5 separate regions of the Homo sapiens genome follow, and all the other regions are linked to region 1. A link is a contact called in ENCODE Hi-C or POLR2A ChIA-PET data. All regions are on one chromosome and are shown on one strand. The core of a region is the stretch at or near the end of the contact, and the rest is flanking DNA. Distances in the headings are between cores, read along the strand shown.

Region 1 (2,936 bases), core at 193-2,692:
CTCTCCCCAATTCAATCATTCATTTTTCCACTCTTTAAGTAAGCAGAGAGCAGTCCTAGATGCTGGGAATACAACTGTGAACAAACCAAGCAGTCTGTGCCCTCGTGAAGTGCCAGTTTAACAGAAGACAGAAAATAAGTATAAATAAAAAATAAAGAATAATCGCAGAGAGTGGAGAAGCACTCAATGAAAGCAAGAGAAAGATGTGATGGATAGGAACTGGGATGGGGGGAGCACGTTAGGTAGGGTGGTCTGGGAAGGCCTCGCTGAGCTGATAATAAACACAGCTACCACTACTGGCCACCTACTATGTACCTACTGGGTCAGTCACCTTCCATTTCCATTACAATGTTCACGATCCCCATTTGCAAATGGGAATCTGGAGGCTCAGAGAGGTGAAGTAATTTGCCCAAGGTCACACAGCCAGTAAATGGTGGTTTCAGGATTTGAACGCAGGTGTGGCTGCAAAGCCAGCCTCTTAATTTCTGCACTCCTGGTCCCAAGACCCTATCTGCCACCTGTCCTCCCCCAGAGCTGTAGAGTCATTCCCTCCTCAGAGGTCTCTATTTTTCATCATCCTCCCCAATCGCCCCAAAATCCTGGGTCTCAGCGTGCATGCCCCCAGCTTAGACTCCCCTCGGAAAATAATCTGTTCTTTTATAATAATTAATGCCGTTTAATGAGCAATTGTACGTGTTCTGAGCTTAACGTTCATTCTCTTATCCAACCAACTCTCAACACAATAGCAGGAAGCAGGTGCTGTCACTCTACTCTTTTTACAAGTGGGGAACCTGAGGCCTACATTCACACAGATAGATTCGGACCCAGATCTGCCCGACTCCAGGACCCAGGCCTTTGACCCTCTAAGCTGTTCAGTTTAAGAAGTACCCCGCCAGGAAACTTGGTGGACACCGTCAAGAACAAAGTCTGTGTCCATAAACTGAAATCGCATCCTCTCGCTTTACAGGTGGGGATACGGAGACTCTGAGAAATTAAGCGACTTGTCCAAGGTCACACAGCCAAGAGCGACGGGGTCAGGGTTCGAACCCAGGCGCCCTGACTCCCGAGCCCTCGCTCTTAACCACCACACGGGCTTCCCCGGGCGCCCTTCGCCGCCGCTCTCACGCCTCCTAGAGCCCCGACCCGGAGCTCGGCGCCCCGTCCCCCTGTCCAGCCCCGAGGCCTCCCGCTACGCCCCCCACACTCACTTGAGGTGGTCCAAGGAGTGGATGTTGCGGGAAGTCTTGCCATGGCCCCCGCCCACCCAGCTCCGCGAGCGGCCAAACATGTCGGCGGCCCCGACCCGTCTCTCGTCTCACGGTCTCATGCCGGACCAGCAGAGCGGCCCAGCGCCCGCGGCGGTAGCACAAGCGGAGGATGCGGCGGCGGAGGCGGTGGAGGAACCGCGAGCCGCCTTCCTCCCCGGCCCACAGCCCAGCACTGACATTCAGCCGGAACCGGCCGTTCGACCGCCGCGCTTTACGGCCGCCGCCGCGTGGGGCGCTGGGAAATGCAGTTCACCCGCGTGGCCTTCGGCGGCAGGACTCCGCGAACGGACTACAAGGCCCGGCATGCATCGTGCAACCGCGGGCCTACGGCCATCCACAAAAGGCGGGGCGAGAGGAGGAGCGACCGCAGAATCCTCCGGGTGGGCGGGAATTGGAAGCTTTGGGCGCAGTCCCGGAGAGGGAATCGGCGTAGATGGGTCAAGGAAAGTCACCACTGTAGTAACAATTACTAGATTTATAATAAGAATAAGAATAGTATTGGATGGTGTATACTATGCAAAGCCACTATCCTAAGGGCTTTACATATTAAGGTATTTAATTTTCACAACCATCCTATGAATTGGGTACTATTATCGAACCTATTTTATCATCAGGGAAACGGAGTCACTGAGAGGTTGACTTACCCAAGATCATGCAGTTAACAAGTGGCAAAACCAGGGTTCATAACCACGCACGCACCCTTATTTTTCATTCCCTTTATAAACCAAAACGGCACTAGATAACAACCTTATTTGTCCTGACAGCCTTTTTCTTTTTCCACTTCAATTAAGTGTGTGTGTGTGTGTGTGTGTGTGTGTGTGTGTGTGTGTGTGTGTGTGTGTGTGTTGGAAAAGGCTGGATGCAACAATGCACCAAACTGAACATTTTGTACTTCCAGAGGATTCCTCTGGTCTTCAGCCAGAATCCATGCTATTTCCCAAAGTACCACGTTAAAATGAAAAAGGAAACACCCAACTTTCTGCATGAGCCAGAATATATCTAACTTCTACCCTGGATTAGAAGTGGTAAGTTCAGTGTGGGCAAGACTTCTCAAGTTTACCATCCATTCATTCATTCAGTCACTTCTACATATCAACCTTATTAAAGGTCCACTGTGTCCCATTAACTCTGCTCAAGAAAGAACTGGGCCAGAGGCCAATGTTCTCCCCAGTGCCTAGCACAAGGTTTGGCACATAGCAGGTGTTTAACAAATATTGGTAGAGTGCATGAATGAGTAAAGGTTTGTTTCACCTTCAGCAGTTGGAGAAATGGATAAGAGTGGAGAGTTAATGGTTTGTCCTGTAATTCATATAGAGTGGGGCAAGACAAAGTCATGGAGCAAAAAAGAACAGGATCTGGCCTCCAAAGAAACACACCCAGGCTCAGAAATGTAGGATCCCTGGGCTCGTATTTTTCATCTGTAAAAAGTACGCACATACATACTACACTGCCTTGTATACCTCCGATTAAGCGATGCATGTAAAATACTCAGCTCAGTGTGGCCTGAGATTTAAAGGTTTCTTGAACTGCTTTGGAAGGCTCTTTGGGCGAGATCATGTTTTCCTGAAAGACATGCAACGGTTACCCAAGAGCAGGGGAACCAGTGGGTGGGAGAGACTCACTTTTCTGTGTACTTCACGGTTGTTTGAATGTTTAGCCATGTGTATT
Region 2 (2,936 bases), core at 309-2,808, 3.0 Mb before region 1:
TCCCACCAAAGCCAGGTTTGTAGCCAAGCACATTCTATGAGATGATAACAAGGGAATCCTTTCCCCAGACAATGTTTTAGACTATCAGTTCTGTGCTAATCTATCCTAGAGGGACTTCATGTCACTGGGTCCCTTGGCTTGGTTTATTTATATCCCCAGTTTAAAACCATCTTTACTAGGCCCTGTGTGTTGCCTTAGGCCCTATGCCAAGCACTGGGGATACCTAGATGAATCAAACAGGATCCCTGCCCTCAAAGAGACTGTGGTCACTCTTCTCAGCTGACATTTTTCTCCCGGCCACCTGATATATCTAGGGGATCATCAGACTTGTCCGACCAAGCTGTGTCCCCTCTCAACACCCCTCAGACCCATGTGTAGCCCCATTCCATCTTTCTCAGTGTTCTCCATTGTCCTTAACTGTAGTTAACCTTTGCCAACATCCTCAGCGTCAAGCTCCAATCCCTTTCTGACCCTATGGCCCTCTTAACACAGCCTTGGTGAATGTCCTATTTCCTGGTCCCTCCTTTTCCCTATTGGGGTTTTTCCAGCGCCTCAGCATCTCCTTTCATGTCTCCCCATCACCCTCAGAGATCTTCCATCCTCATCACTGTTCCCTTTCAGGGACCTTCCTTCTGCCCCCAGAAACTCCCTTAATGGCCAACTTCAGGACTCTCCCGTTATTCCTATCCAGATCCTCCTTCCGACATCTCCCCCTCCCCTGCAGCGACCTCCGATCCTCTCCTACCACTCAGAGCCCCTTCACCTTTCAGTGCCCTTGCACCCATGTCAGGGACCTGCATCCTTCTGGGGACCCCTCCCATCCCTCTTAGTGTTGTCAGGGAATTGCATCCTTCTCGGGACCCCTTCCATCATTCTCACTGTGCCTGCACAGTGTCAGGGACCCGCATCCCCTGGGGACCCCTCCCATTTCTCTTAGTGTTCTTGAACTCTGGTCAAAGACTTGCATCCTTCTTGGGACCCCTCCCTTCCCTCTCAGAGTCCCCGCACAGTGTCAGGGACTGGCATTCCTCTTAGTGTTCTTCAACTCCTGCCAGGGACCTGCAGCCTTCTCGGGGCCCCTCCAATTCTTATCAGTGTCCCCGCACGGTGTGAGCGACCGGTATCCTCCTAGCGACCCCTTACATACGTCTGTGTTCCCGCAGTGTGAGGGACCTGCATCCCCCTGGGGACCCCTGCCATCCTTCTCTGTGTCATCGCGTAGTGTCAGGGGCCTGAATCCCCCTCAGAGCCCCTCCATCCCTGTCAGAGGCCTCGCATCCGCTCAGGAGGCCCTCAACACTCTCGGAGTCCCCTCACTCCCGCGCCAGCGCGGCCGCACCTCCTCGGCCGGCTGCGTGTTGAGCACCAGCACCAGGCAGGCTGGGTGGCAGTGCAGCTGGAGAAAGTGGTAGAGGAGCCGGTCCGCGCCGAGCCCGCGGGCGCACACTACTAGCCCGTCAGTGTCGAGCAGTTCCAGCACCAGCTGTCGCTCGTACTCCAGCAGCGGCGCCATGGCAATCCGTCGAGCCGGCTGCCCTGACTCCATGGAAGCTCTTCCGGGTCGCAGCCGAACGCAGCCGAAGGAAGCCGACTCCTAGTGGAGAGTAGGCCGAACTCAACCGAAGAGAGCCGAGTCCGAGAGGACGGCAGCCAGCCGAACGTAGCCGAGGAGAGCTGAGACTGAGATGATCGTGGGCCGAACGCAGCCGAAGAGGAGCCGAGGCCACGACAGGCGCGCTCTCAGAAAGCCGAAGAGAGCCGAGCCTGAGAAGGCAAGCGTTGGCCGAACTCAGCCGAAGAAGAGCCGAGTGGAGCCGAAGATTCATGGAGTCACCTGTAGGGGCTGGCGCCCCCTGTCGGTGTAGCTTGCAGATATCAGGCTCCATTCACGTCTCTTTTGAGTTTCCACATCCCCTGGCACCCTAGCCTCAAGCTGCCAAAAAGCAAGGGAAGGGGAAGTAAGCCTAAGGAGCTTAATCCCCCGACATCGACAGTTGAAAAAGTTACTGGTCAATATTCCAAATGCGCCAAGAGTTAGTAGCACCTGTTTCCTAGGGTGGTTTTTGGCCCTTCCTTTTGCGATTACTCCCCATCCTTCTTTTAATTTTTTTTTTCTTTCCCGAGACAGGATGTTGATATGTTGCCCAGGCTGGAGTGCAGTGGCTGTGGAATAAGCAGAATCATTTACTGACTTCAGACCTCTGTTTGCCTCCCAAAGACTTCAATACAATAAACTATTTTTAAAAATCCCTCCTTCCACTAGAGGGACACCTCCCGCAGTGTTTGTTCTATACCTAGAAATGCCTGATAGTTGAACTAGTAGAGGAATTGTTTTGTATAGAAACCCCCCACCTTTGTTATTAGAAAATAGAAAATACAAGTAAACAAAAATGAAAATCACTTGTTTCCATTACTTGGAAATAACCACTGTTAACATCACGAAATCTATTTTATTTAGTCCTTTTTTTTCTATCTATATACACATTCTCTCATCACACGGAGTTCTTTTACCGACACGAGATAATTAATATCCCTGATTTAAATCCCCAGCTTTGTCATTAACATTTGGCAAACCTCTGAACATGATGTTTCATATTCTTTTACAAAGTCCTTTTATATGGCTGATGAGATTTCCATTATGTGGGTGTACTTACCTAATTGCTTATTAGAGGACATTTAGTCTGTTTCTGCTTTTTCCCTTCCAGTAATATAAATAATATTTCACTAAACATCTTTGTATGTAAATTCAGCCGTGGCCTTCAGATACACGTCTAGAAATGAATAATCACTGGGATAAAGAGAAAAAAATTTGTAAGGCTTTTCATTCCATTCACATTGCCACATTGCCCTCTAGAAAGCCTATACCAATTCACATTCACACTAGCCGTTTCCAAGAGGATCTGTTCCTCTACCTCTTTACTGCTTAATCTGGTATT
Region 3 (2,936 bases), core at 190-2,689, 2.3 Mb after region 1:
TTGCCATGTTGGCCAGGCTAGTCTTGAACTCCTGACCAAGGTAGATCCATCTACCTTGGCCTCCCAAAGTGCTGGGATTATAGGTGTGAGCCACCAGGCATGGCCTATAGCGCAATTTTGTTGGAAAACTTACATCCCAGAAAAATCAATGTTCTTTGCTTTTTCCAAAAGTGAGCATAATATTACACACCAAATTTTAAGTATAGACACACACAAAAAAACTCAAATTCTTAATCTCTAGTTGAATTTTCCATTTTTAAATTCAACCCAACCAGGCTTCCCAAGAAATGTACGCTGCAATGTAAGTTCCAGATGAAGGAGATTCCCTTTAAGTGGCTTTCCCTAGAATCAGCTATCTGGGAATAAGGAGGCCCTCTTGAACCTATCTCAGGCCCTCATATACTCAGAGGAGTATATGAGACAATTACCACTTTTCGGGCTTACGACATATAGTAAACGTTCAATAAGCAACAATAGTAAATACTATCATTATAGTAATATAATAATGATTAAAGTGAATGCTGGGAAGAAAGAAAAAAGGTAACAGTTTCTCTAGTCAGGAAAAGTCTCTTTCCGGAAATGCAGGGTCTGTATGGGCTTCGGGCTCCTCTCTTTACTGGGCAGAGCTGAGAAAGGAGACCCAGGTTGCAGATGGGGACCTGCCCCACCACCTCTCCATAGGGCTGCAGGCTCATCCCTGCAGCAGGAGCTAACGTGTTCTTGGCTCTTCTAAGGCTGTGGGGGCTAGACTGAGACGCTACCAGCTTTCTTCTCCTATAGGTCCCCAGTCAGTTGTCCCAAATAAGCAGTGTGCTGGGATCACGGTGTTGAAATAACTTCCCTCCTCATCTTTCTTTCTGATAACTGCAACTCACTCAACAATCAATAATTTGGCGCGATCCCATGACGATTTAGGCCAGGAGCTGGGGAGGGCAGGGTGTGAAGGCCCAGGCTGGGGGCAGGAAAGACGTGGCCTGGCCACGGTGCGTAGAGTGGTAGTGAGGGGCTCCGGGGACGTCCCCCGTGGGGCTACTCGTTCTCTTTGTCTTGTCGCCTTCCTGACGCCACCCTTGTGGGTTAACTATTGCCCTCTCAAAAAACAGTCACAGGTCGGGCACTGCCCTCCCTTCCTAATCTAGAACCGAAGGAGAGGTGCCTGGACCCAGGATGGAAACCCAGGTGAGGACGTGGACTTCTTTCCCCAACACCCGTGTTGAGAAGGGGAAACTGACGCTAAGAGTGGGGTCGGGCCTTAGGGATCTGGGCCTCCGATCTGTGGGAGCTCGGATTTCAAAGTCAGGCTCGGCGCCAGGAGGTTCCCTGCACCCTACCCTATCCCGCCGCCTCTCCCAGGCACTTACCCGCCGCGGGGCCCAGCCTGGGATCCCACCCGACTCCCGTCTCTGTGGGACTTAGGCGGCCGCCATAACAGGCGGTCTGCGCAGGCGCGGCCCCGCCCCCGCGTGCGACCATCCGACTGCCCCGCACCGTGGCTCCACCTACCTGCCCGGGCCGCGCATGCGTCCGAGGGTTGCCGGCGGGCACCTGTAGCCTTCGCTCTGGTCGCGGGCGAGGCGTGTTTGCTGGGGGGACCCGCCTAGGTGGCTAAACTCATTCCTCTAAAAGACTTAAATAGGAGTTAAATAACTCTCCCAGCTACTAAGTGGTAAAGCCTGGATTCGAACCCGGGGTGTGGGATCAGAGCCGGTGCTATTTAACCAGCATGCTACTGTATTTATTATCACGGGTGTTACCGTCATCCATGCTCTTAGTACTCGTTTGTTTGTTTGTTTGTTTATTTGAGATGGTCTTGCTCTGTCACCCAGGCTGGAGTGCAGCGGCGCAATTTTAGCTCACTGCAGCCTTGAACTCCTGGGCTTAAGGAATCCTGTTTCAGCCTCTCTAGTAGCTGGGACTACAGTTGCGTGGCACCATTTTTTTTTTTTTTTGTACAGACTGTATCTTGTTGTGTTGCCCAGGCTGGTCTCAAACTCCTGGCTTCAAGCAGTCCTCCTGCTTCGGCCTCCTAAAGCTCATAAATTACAGGCATGAGCCACCACGCCCAGCCAGTACTTGTTATTATTAATAGGTGGTAGTGATTTCATTAGGTGGTAGTGATTTCGTTAATTCGTATGCTCATCAAGTTTCCAACACCAAGGGGGTGAGACAGAGTGGCAAACATAAGACTCCATGTTTGCTCGTTTTTTCTTGCCTGCAGAATTTCAGAAAGCCTCTGAGTCCGTGACTGAGCACAGCCCTCAGAAGAATCCCCTGAAGAGGATGAGCAGGATAGACCACAGATTCTCACGTCTCTTGCCTGAGTCACTGCATTTTTAGAAAAAGTACAGTCAATAATATTGGCCCTTTTCTCAATCTATATATTCAGTGACATCATGGAAGTCAGCCTGGCCACAATGGAGTAAGCCAGGGGATGGGCCGCAGGAAACGAGGATACATAGGTAGCCAGGGTTAGAACTTTTGTGACATTCTAAGAACTTTGGATTTTACTGTGCGTGAGATGGGGAGCTGCCAGGGATATACACCACACTGACGTGTTCACAGACATGCCCAGACACACACAGTGGTGCTCACTCTCAGACATGTCAGTGAACATACAAATATACACACAGGAACATATGTAAAGTCCACATATGTAAAATCTATATCCCTGTGTGTTCACATATACACACACGCACACACATGGCCTCAGCTGGCAACCTTTGTCTAAATTACTTTTTTTTCTCTTTTCAAAATAGAATTAAATCAACATCAATTTCATGGTTACTGATGATAAAACGTGGAGAGTTGATAGGGTGACTAAGCGACACAAATAAGAATTTTTTTTTTTTTTTTTTTTAAGAAACAGATTATGTTTCCTGAAATCCCCCAGGACAGTACACAGAGAGCCAGTTGGGTGTCTTGGGACCAGATTCTAT
Region 4 (2,936 bases), core at 216-2,715, 2.3 Mb after region 1:
ACCTGACCCACCAGAGAAGAGCTCTTCCCACCCCCTCCCCACCCCCAGGTCACCAACATCCTGTCCCTTAGTCTAGCTTCATCAAAGCAGCAAAGCCAACACTGTCTCCTCCCCAGTGGATGGGCCCAGCAGCACCCATTTCTCTTGGCTGAGTGCCCAGGGAATTCCACCAGGCAATGTCCACAGGCGCTTGCGGGGGTGCACACTTTAGGGGGGAAATGCGGGCCCTCTTGGAAGAGGGCCAGCTGTCCTCCCAGACTGCAAGAGAGAATGCATTGAACACAGCCTTTGTGCGTGTGTTGGGGCAGGGAGCGGGGGAGAGGTGGCGGGTGGTCTCTGCTGGTCCTGCTGCCTCAGAGGCCATCTCTGTTGTCAGAGTTTGAAGACTCCTGGAAGGGCCTCTAGGCCCCAGATCCCAGTTTTAAGAGCTCCAGTCTTACTAAATCTCGCTGAACCCCCTCTAGTCTTACCTTGGCCAGGGTGGGTGAGGAAAGGTGAGAGGATGTGAAATAGGTGGGGCAGCCAGGTGTGGGAGTGGAGTTGGGGTGAGGTGGAGAAGGATGGGATTGGGAGCGGTGGGAGGATGGTGCAGGGGGTTACTAGGATGGGGTTTGTGTGAAAGGGCTTGGGTGGAGTGGAGGGAGGTGGATGACTTGGAGGGGTGGCCAGACCTTTGCCCTGCTCCTGAGTATGAAGGTCCCTCATTTTACATCTTTACTGGGGAGGAGAGGGGAAATCCCCAAAAGCCTTTAATGTGGTGGTGTCAGAGGCCACCCTGCCTCTCTGACGGGTAGGGAGGGGTCTCCGGCAGGGCTAAGGGTGAATCATCTATCTCTCCAGAGCCCAGTATCTGGGGTGGGAGGGTGACTTGCAGAGTCTCTGCTCCGGGATTTCCTTGTCTTATGATGGGGGGAGAGCTTCCATTTGTCATGGAGGGGGAGGTCACTGTAATTTATAAGCTGAGAAGACCCCCATTATTCCGAAAGAGAGGGGAGAAGGAAGACACCCAAACTTAGTTTTCTAAGGATGGGGAAGGGGCATCAGTCTCCCAAGAGGTGAGGGGGCTCTAGAGACCTGGAGACCACTTTTTGGGGCCGCATTCTATTTCAAGCGGTAAAAGGGAGAGGACTTCTGTCTAGAGCTGGAGCCAGGAGGAAGGGCCCATTTCTGAAGGAGAAAGGAAGGTATTTTGCTCTCTGGGGGGTGGGAGCCCCTGTCTTTTCGGGGGAGGGCCCCGCGTCTTGGGAAGATGAGGGCTCCGTTTCCAGGAGAAGATGCCCAGGTTTTGCTCCTGGGGGCAGGGCAGAAGGACCTCCTCTCGGCTCCCCTCGGAAGGGCCCGTCCCAAGCCACCCGGCGCCTCGCGCTCACCTCCAGGCCCCGTCTCCGATCTGCGGGATCCGATCCGCCGGGTTCCGACTTGCGGGATGCGCGCCCCGAGTTCCGGCAGCGCTGGGTGTCTGCTCGACTTCCCCCAGCGACTCGCCGGACTCCCTGGCTCCGCCGAGCGTCCCGGCCAATCAGCGCCGCCAGCCCCGGCCCTCGCTTTCGCCACAGCCAATGGGTGCGCCCGCCACGGGCCACCGCCCCCAGGAGGGAGGTGGCAGGCGGGGCGGGGGCAGAGTCCAGCCTCCGGGGGCGGGGGAGACGGGGGCTGGGGCGGGACCCACCAGAGGGACCGCGAGGGCTGGGAGGGAGTCCTGGGACTGGGGAGGAGACGGCTGAGGACCCCCGTCAAGTTGTGGGGACCCTGACCCTCTGGGGGGCAGCTCCATAGGTTGATTTAACCTGGATCTTAATGGGCCATTTACACCCTCAGGGCTGCAGGCGAGTGTAACTCCACCTCCACCCGCGTCTCGGATCCGGTCTCTGGAGCTCCAGAGTCGGAATCAGAAGGGGTTCCTTTGCGGAGAAGGGAAGGAGCATCCCGCCCTCCCCACCTCACTCCCCATCTCGGCGCTCAGGGCCCTGCCAGCCCTTCTTGCTCCCAGCTACTTTCCTCCGCCTGGCCCCAGCGCTCCGGAAGACAAACAGGGCGCTGGGAGTCAGAGGTGGTTCCTTCTGCATGACCTGGAGCAGGTCACTGCGCCTCCTGATCCTCAATTTCCTGAAATTGGGACAACAGAGATTGTACCTCCTTCGTGGGTATAAACGAGACCCTAGATATGATGAAGGTGCCTTTCTACCGTTGTATAAAATGCTGTGTGGAAGATAATTAATACTCAGGTGTGACGGATGGATAGCCCCCCCACAGCTTTCTAGAGGTATTTGGAAAGAGGATGCAATCTTTCAGTGACAAAATCAAAGACACAAAGAACTGCTCATCAAGACAACAGGCGATCACCAAGTCCTCATAATGAATGAATGGATGGATGGAGAGTACAGACCTTAAAGGCAGAGAAAGAGTTCAGCTTGGTTCTCCCCACTCACCCTGATCACTGATAACTTGGTCTGTGGAGTCTTGTAGAACCCTGAGGTCTCTCCTCCTGCTGTCCAGGAATCCAGGCTGCCCTATCTCTGATTACACAAGCGCTATAGTCCTTGCAATTAAAGAATTAAGATAAAGTAAACACATAGATAAATAGAAAGCTGCCAAACAAATCATTCACCTCCTAGTGTCACCTCTGGGGACCCTCCCCCCCAACACACACACACACACACACACACACACACACACACACACACAGAGCAGTAAATAAGAATAATTGAGGCCTGGCACAGTGGCTTACGCCTGTAATTCCAGCACTTTGGGAGGCCGAGGCAGGCAGATCACTTGATGCCCAGAGCTCGAGACCAGCCTGGCCATCATGGGGAAACCCCCTTTCTATTAAAAATACAAAAATTAGCCTGGCATGGTGGCACCTGCCTGTAATCCCAGCTACCTGGGAGGCTGAGACATGAGAATCGCTTGAATGGAGAGGCAGTGGTTGCACTGAG
Region 5 (2,936 bases), core at 162-2,661, 2.1 Mb after region 1:
GTGAGCCACCACGCCCAGCCCAACAAGTAAATCATTATTTATCTATTTATTTATTTTTGAGATGGAGTCTTGCTCTGTCGCCCAGGCAGGCTGGAGTGCAGTGGCACTATCTCGGCTCATTGCAAGCTCCGCCTCCCGGGTTCACGCCATTCTCCTGCCTCAGCCTCCCGAGTAGCTGGGACTACAGGGGCCCGCCACCGCGCCCGGCTAATTTTTAATATTTTTAATAGAGACGGGGTTTCCCCGTGGTCTCGTTCTCCTGACCTCGTGATCCGCCCGCCTCGGCCTCCCAAAGTGCTGGGATTACAGGCGTGAGCCACCGCGCCCGGCCTATTTATTTATTTTTAACTTTTTTTCCCCCCCGAGACGGAGACTCGCTGTCGCCCAGGCTGGAGTGCAGTGGCATGATCCTGGCTCACTGCAACCTCCACCTCCCGGGTTCAAGTGATTCTCCTGCCTCAGTCTCCCAAGTAACTGGGATTACAGGCACCCGCCACCAAGCCCGGCAAATTTTTGTATTTTTCATAGACACGGGGTTTCGCCATGTTGGCCAGGCTGGTCTCCAACTCCTGAGCTCAAGTGATCCTCCTGCCTCGGCCTCCCAAAGAGCTGGAATTACAGGCGTGAGCCACCGCACCCGGCCTCAAGTAAATTTTTGTGTGGACAAACATTTTTATTTCTCTTGGGCGCGCAGACACCTAGGAGTGGAGTTGATGGGTTTTATGGAGACTCCAGGGCTCGTGGTTTGAGGAACCGCCGGGCTTTTTCCACAGCAGCTGCGCGGTTGTTCCCACCAGCCGTCTAGGACGGTTCCTTGCCTGGCTTGGACTAGTTGGTTTCGCTGCTGGGCCTTTTCCCCAGTGGCCCCAATAGGGGCTGCAGAGTGAGGCAGGCACAGTCCTCACCGCCGCCTCCGGGGGCCCTGTTGTCCCGGGCGAGCTCCGGGGACCTCTCTCCTTCCCCGCGCCCCTCAAATACCAAGCTGACCCTGGTCCCGGGATCTAGGCTCGCCTTCAGGGGCTGCTCTCGACTGGCCGTGCCCATGGGCTGGTCGCCTCTCTGTGCCTCAGTTTCCTCTCCTGCAAAACAGAGGTAACATTTTTTACCTCCAAAAACAGAGGACTCAAGGAAGGCTAGAAATGAAACAAGAGAAGAGAACAAAATCAAAATCCCCAACGAGAAAACAAAACCCTGTTTTTCTGGTGTGTGTGTGCGTGTGTATTTTTTCTTTCCCTTTTCCTCCTTTCTGTTTTTTGCTTGTTTTCTTCCGTCTCTCTTTTCATTCCTTTATTTCCTTTCTGCTAAAAGTGACACCCTCCGGGATTATACAGATTTTAGAGCCAAAGGCAGGTGGGAGCCGCACCTGGCGCGCGTGGCGAGGGGAAGGAACTGCACGGGCGCAGGGACACAGTTCCCCCACTTTGCAGGGGCGTTTTCTGCTGGTGGGTGCAGCCCAGCTCCGCCCCGCCCCGCCCCGCCCCGGCCCCTACGTCCCGCGCTCTGCGTTCCGCTCTCCCGCCAGTCTAAGGCGCGGACACAAAGGTCCTGTCCGGGCCACTCCCGCCCCGCCCGCCCCCACCGTCCCGGGCTCCCTCCCGCAGCCCCATTGGCCGGGAGCTCCTGGGGGCGGGGATCGGCGCCCCACCCCCCCTCGGGCCACGCCCCCTCCCCAGCTCCGCGCTCTCAGTCGGAGCGAAGCGGCTGGCGGAGCAGAACGGATTGCAGGGTAGGGAGCTCTTCTCGGGGACCCCAGGATAGGCGCCCCTGGCCCGCGGCCCCGGGAGCCGCAGGGGTGGGGCCTCGGCCTCCTCTGCCTCCATCGTCCCCCATCCTGCAGGGTCTTCTAGCTCGGCAGAGGAGGGCTCCGGGCTGGGTTTCTCGGGGCCTGTTTGGGGAACGCGGGTTGCTCCTCCCCAGGGGAAGGGGTGGGTGTGGCAACAGCGGCAAGGATTCTAGGCGGACGTCGGGTAGTACTTCCCGCCTGGCCACCTGTTCTCTGCGTGCAGGGGAAGCTCTTCCCGCCCTCCCCGCTGCTTTTGCCTTTGGGCGGGAGCCCTGGACGGGGGACTCGCCGGGCGGTGGGGCGAGGCGCGGGGGGCGTCGCACGCGGGAAGCAGAGCCACCCCCCGCCGGGCCTGGCCGCGCCAGCTGTGGCTCGAGGTTGGGACGGCGGCCAGGCCCGGCGGGGGAGGTGGGGAGCCGTCCTGGCGCCGCGCGATTAGCCGCATCTGGGGGAGGAGGAGCCGCCGGGCGCGCTGGGCCCGGGTGTTTGCGCCCGGATGGGGGTGGGGGTGCCTTAGGCGCTGGAGAAAAACTTCACCCGCGCCCACAGGCCCCCTTTCCGCAGGCTGCGCTGGCGGTTCAGGTTTGCAGGCCGGAAGTGAAATGTTCTTTTTTGATTTTTAAAAAGGAAGCCTCCGGCCCTATGGTTTTCTGGGGTTGGAGTGGATGTGTGTGCTGGGGGAGGCGGAGACGTCCCGCTCCAGGCAGGGCCTTGGGTCTTAATAGGTGGGGAAATCTCTGCCAAATAGGAGGCCTCTCGGAGCCTCAGTTTCCCCATCTGCAGACTGGGCTCTGACTTCTTCTGGCATGAGAGGGTGTGTGAGAGTAAAAGGAGGCAGCTAGCCCCGTGCCGGGAGACACGTAAGCTACTGTTTTTTAACTTGCTGTTTTGATATTTCTCAGTCTCTCTGTGCCCAGTCTTGCTTGCCCCTGTCATTTGCTGCCACTCTGAAGCCAGAGGGAACTTAGAAAAACAATCCGCTTAGATCTACCCCACGCTGAAAATCGTCCACCGAAGTCCCATTGTCGTCTAAGTCCCCAACTTCTCAGCAGGGCTTCCTGTTATCTTCCGCCACTACCTTCTCCAGCCTCTCTCTGCCTCTGTTCTCCCTCCCTTCGGGCCTTTGGCCCTCCTCTGGGCTCGGGGTCCTCCT

The links. A loop is a pair of places that touch in the nucleus more often than their neighbours do. ChIA-PET counts read pairs that join two places held with the same protein, here RNA polymerase II (POLR2A). Pooled maps may share reads with other maps.
Region 2: a loop to region 1 is called in a map of CD8-positive, alpha-beta T cell, with 12 times the contacts of the local background. The contact joins the promoter of ERCC4 here to the promoter of CLEC16A in region 1. A Hi-C loop is called at or near these places in 3 of 168 maps with a recorded cell type or tissue (CD4-positive, alpha-beta T cell, CD8-positive, alpha-beta T cell and ascending aorta) and 10 of 50 pooled maps.
Region 3: a map of naive thymus-derived CD4-positive, alpha-beta T cell shows a loop between it and region 1 (11-fold over the local background). The contact joins the promoter of METTL22 here to the promoter of CLEC16A in region 1. A Hi-C loop is called at or near these places in 2 of 168 maps with a recorded cell type or tissue (HL-60/S4 and naive thymus-derived CD4-positive, alpha-beta T cell) and 7 of 50 pooled maps. POLR2A ChIA-PET finds 5 or more read pairs at or near these places in 1 of 52 experiments (HCT116).
Region 4: a loop to region 1 is called in a map of CD8-positive, alpha-beta T cell, with 12 times the contacts of the local background. The contact joins the promoter of ABAT here to the promoter of CLEC16A in region 1. A Hi-C loop is called at or near these places in 3 of 168 maps with a recorded cell type or tissue (CD8-positive, alpha-beta T cell and naive thymus-derived CD4-positive, alpha-beta T cell) and 7 of 50 pooled maps.
Region 5: a map of CD4-positive, alpha-beta T cell shows a loop between it and region 1 (5-fold over the local background). The contact joins the promoter of CARHSP1-DT here to the promoter of CLEC16A in region 1. A Hi-C loop is called at or near these places in 3 of 168 maps with a recorded cell type or tissue (CD4-positive, alpha-beta T cell, ascending aorta and naive thymus-derived CD4-positive, alpha-beta T cell) and 15 of 50 pooled maps.

What each region holds. Positions count from the first base shown.
Region 1 is chr16:10,943,070-10,946,005 of GRCh38, reverse strand. It overlaps CLEC16A (C-type lectin domain containing 16A), which reads right to left and starts at 1,442. Exons shown (of 24, transcript NM_015226.3): 1 at 1,209-1,442. The coding sequence starts at 1,288. RefSeq lists enhancers at 1,370-1,429, 1,650-1,829.
Region 2 is chr16:13,918,776-13,921,711 of GRCh38, reverse strand. It overlaps ERCC4 (ERCC excision repair 4, endonuclease catalytic subunit), which reads right to left and starts at 1,558. Exons shown (of 11, transcript NM_005236.3): 1 at 1,340-1,558. The coding sequence starts at 1,546. All of the region lies in intron 1 of LOC105371093 (a long non-coding RNA gene), which reads left to right. It overlaps LOC124903647 (a long non-coding RNA gene), which reads left to right and starts at 1,634. Exons shown (of 2, transcript XR_007065001.1): 1 at 1,634-2,033; 2 at 2,129-2,247. RefSeq lists enhancers at 1,105-1,314, 1,355-1,714, 1,925-1,974.
Region 3 is chr16:8,620,201-8,623,136 of GRCh38, reverse strand. METTL22 (methyltransferase 22, Kin17 lysine) reads right to left here and starts at 1,439. Exons shown (of 11, transcript NM_024109.4): 1 at 1,362-1,439.
Region 4 is chr16:8,673,146-8,676,081 of GRCh38, reverse strand. ABAT (4-aminobutyrate aminotransferase) reads right to left here and starts at 1,465. Exons shown (of 16, transcript NM_020686.6): 1 at 1,371-1,465. RefSeq lists a silencer at 1,413-1,872 and enhancers at 1,467-1,966, 1,967-2,468.
Region 5 is chr16:8,867,756-8,870,691 of GRCh38, reverse strand. CARHSP1-DT (CARHSP1 divergent transcript) reads right to left here and starts at 1,411. Exons shown (of 2, transcript NR_186721.1): 1 at 1,364-1,411; 2 at 653-1,079. CARHSP1 (calcium regulated heat stable protein 1) reads left to right here and starts at 1,686. Exons shown (of 4, transcript NM_014316.4): 1 at 1,686-1,726. RefSeq lists a silencer at 1,364-2,323 and an enhancer at 2,464-2,523.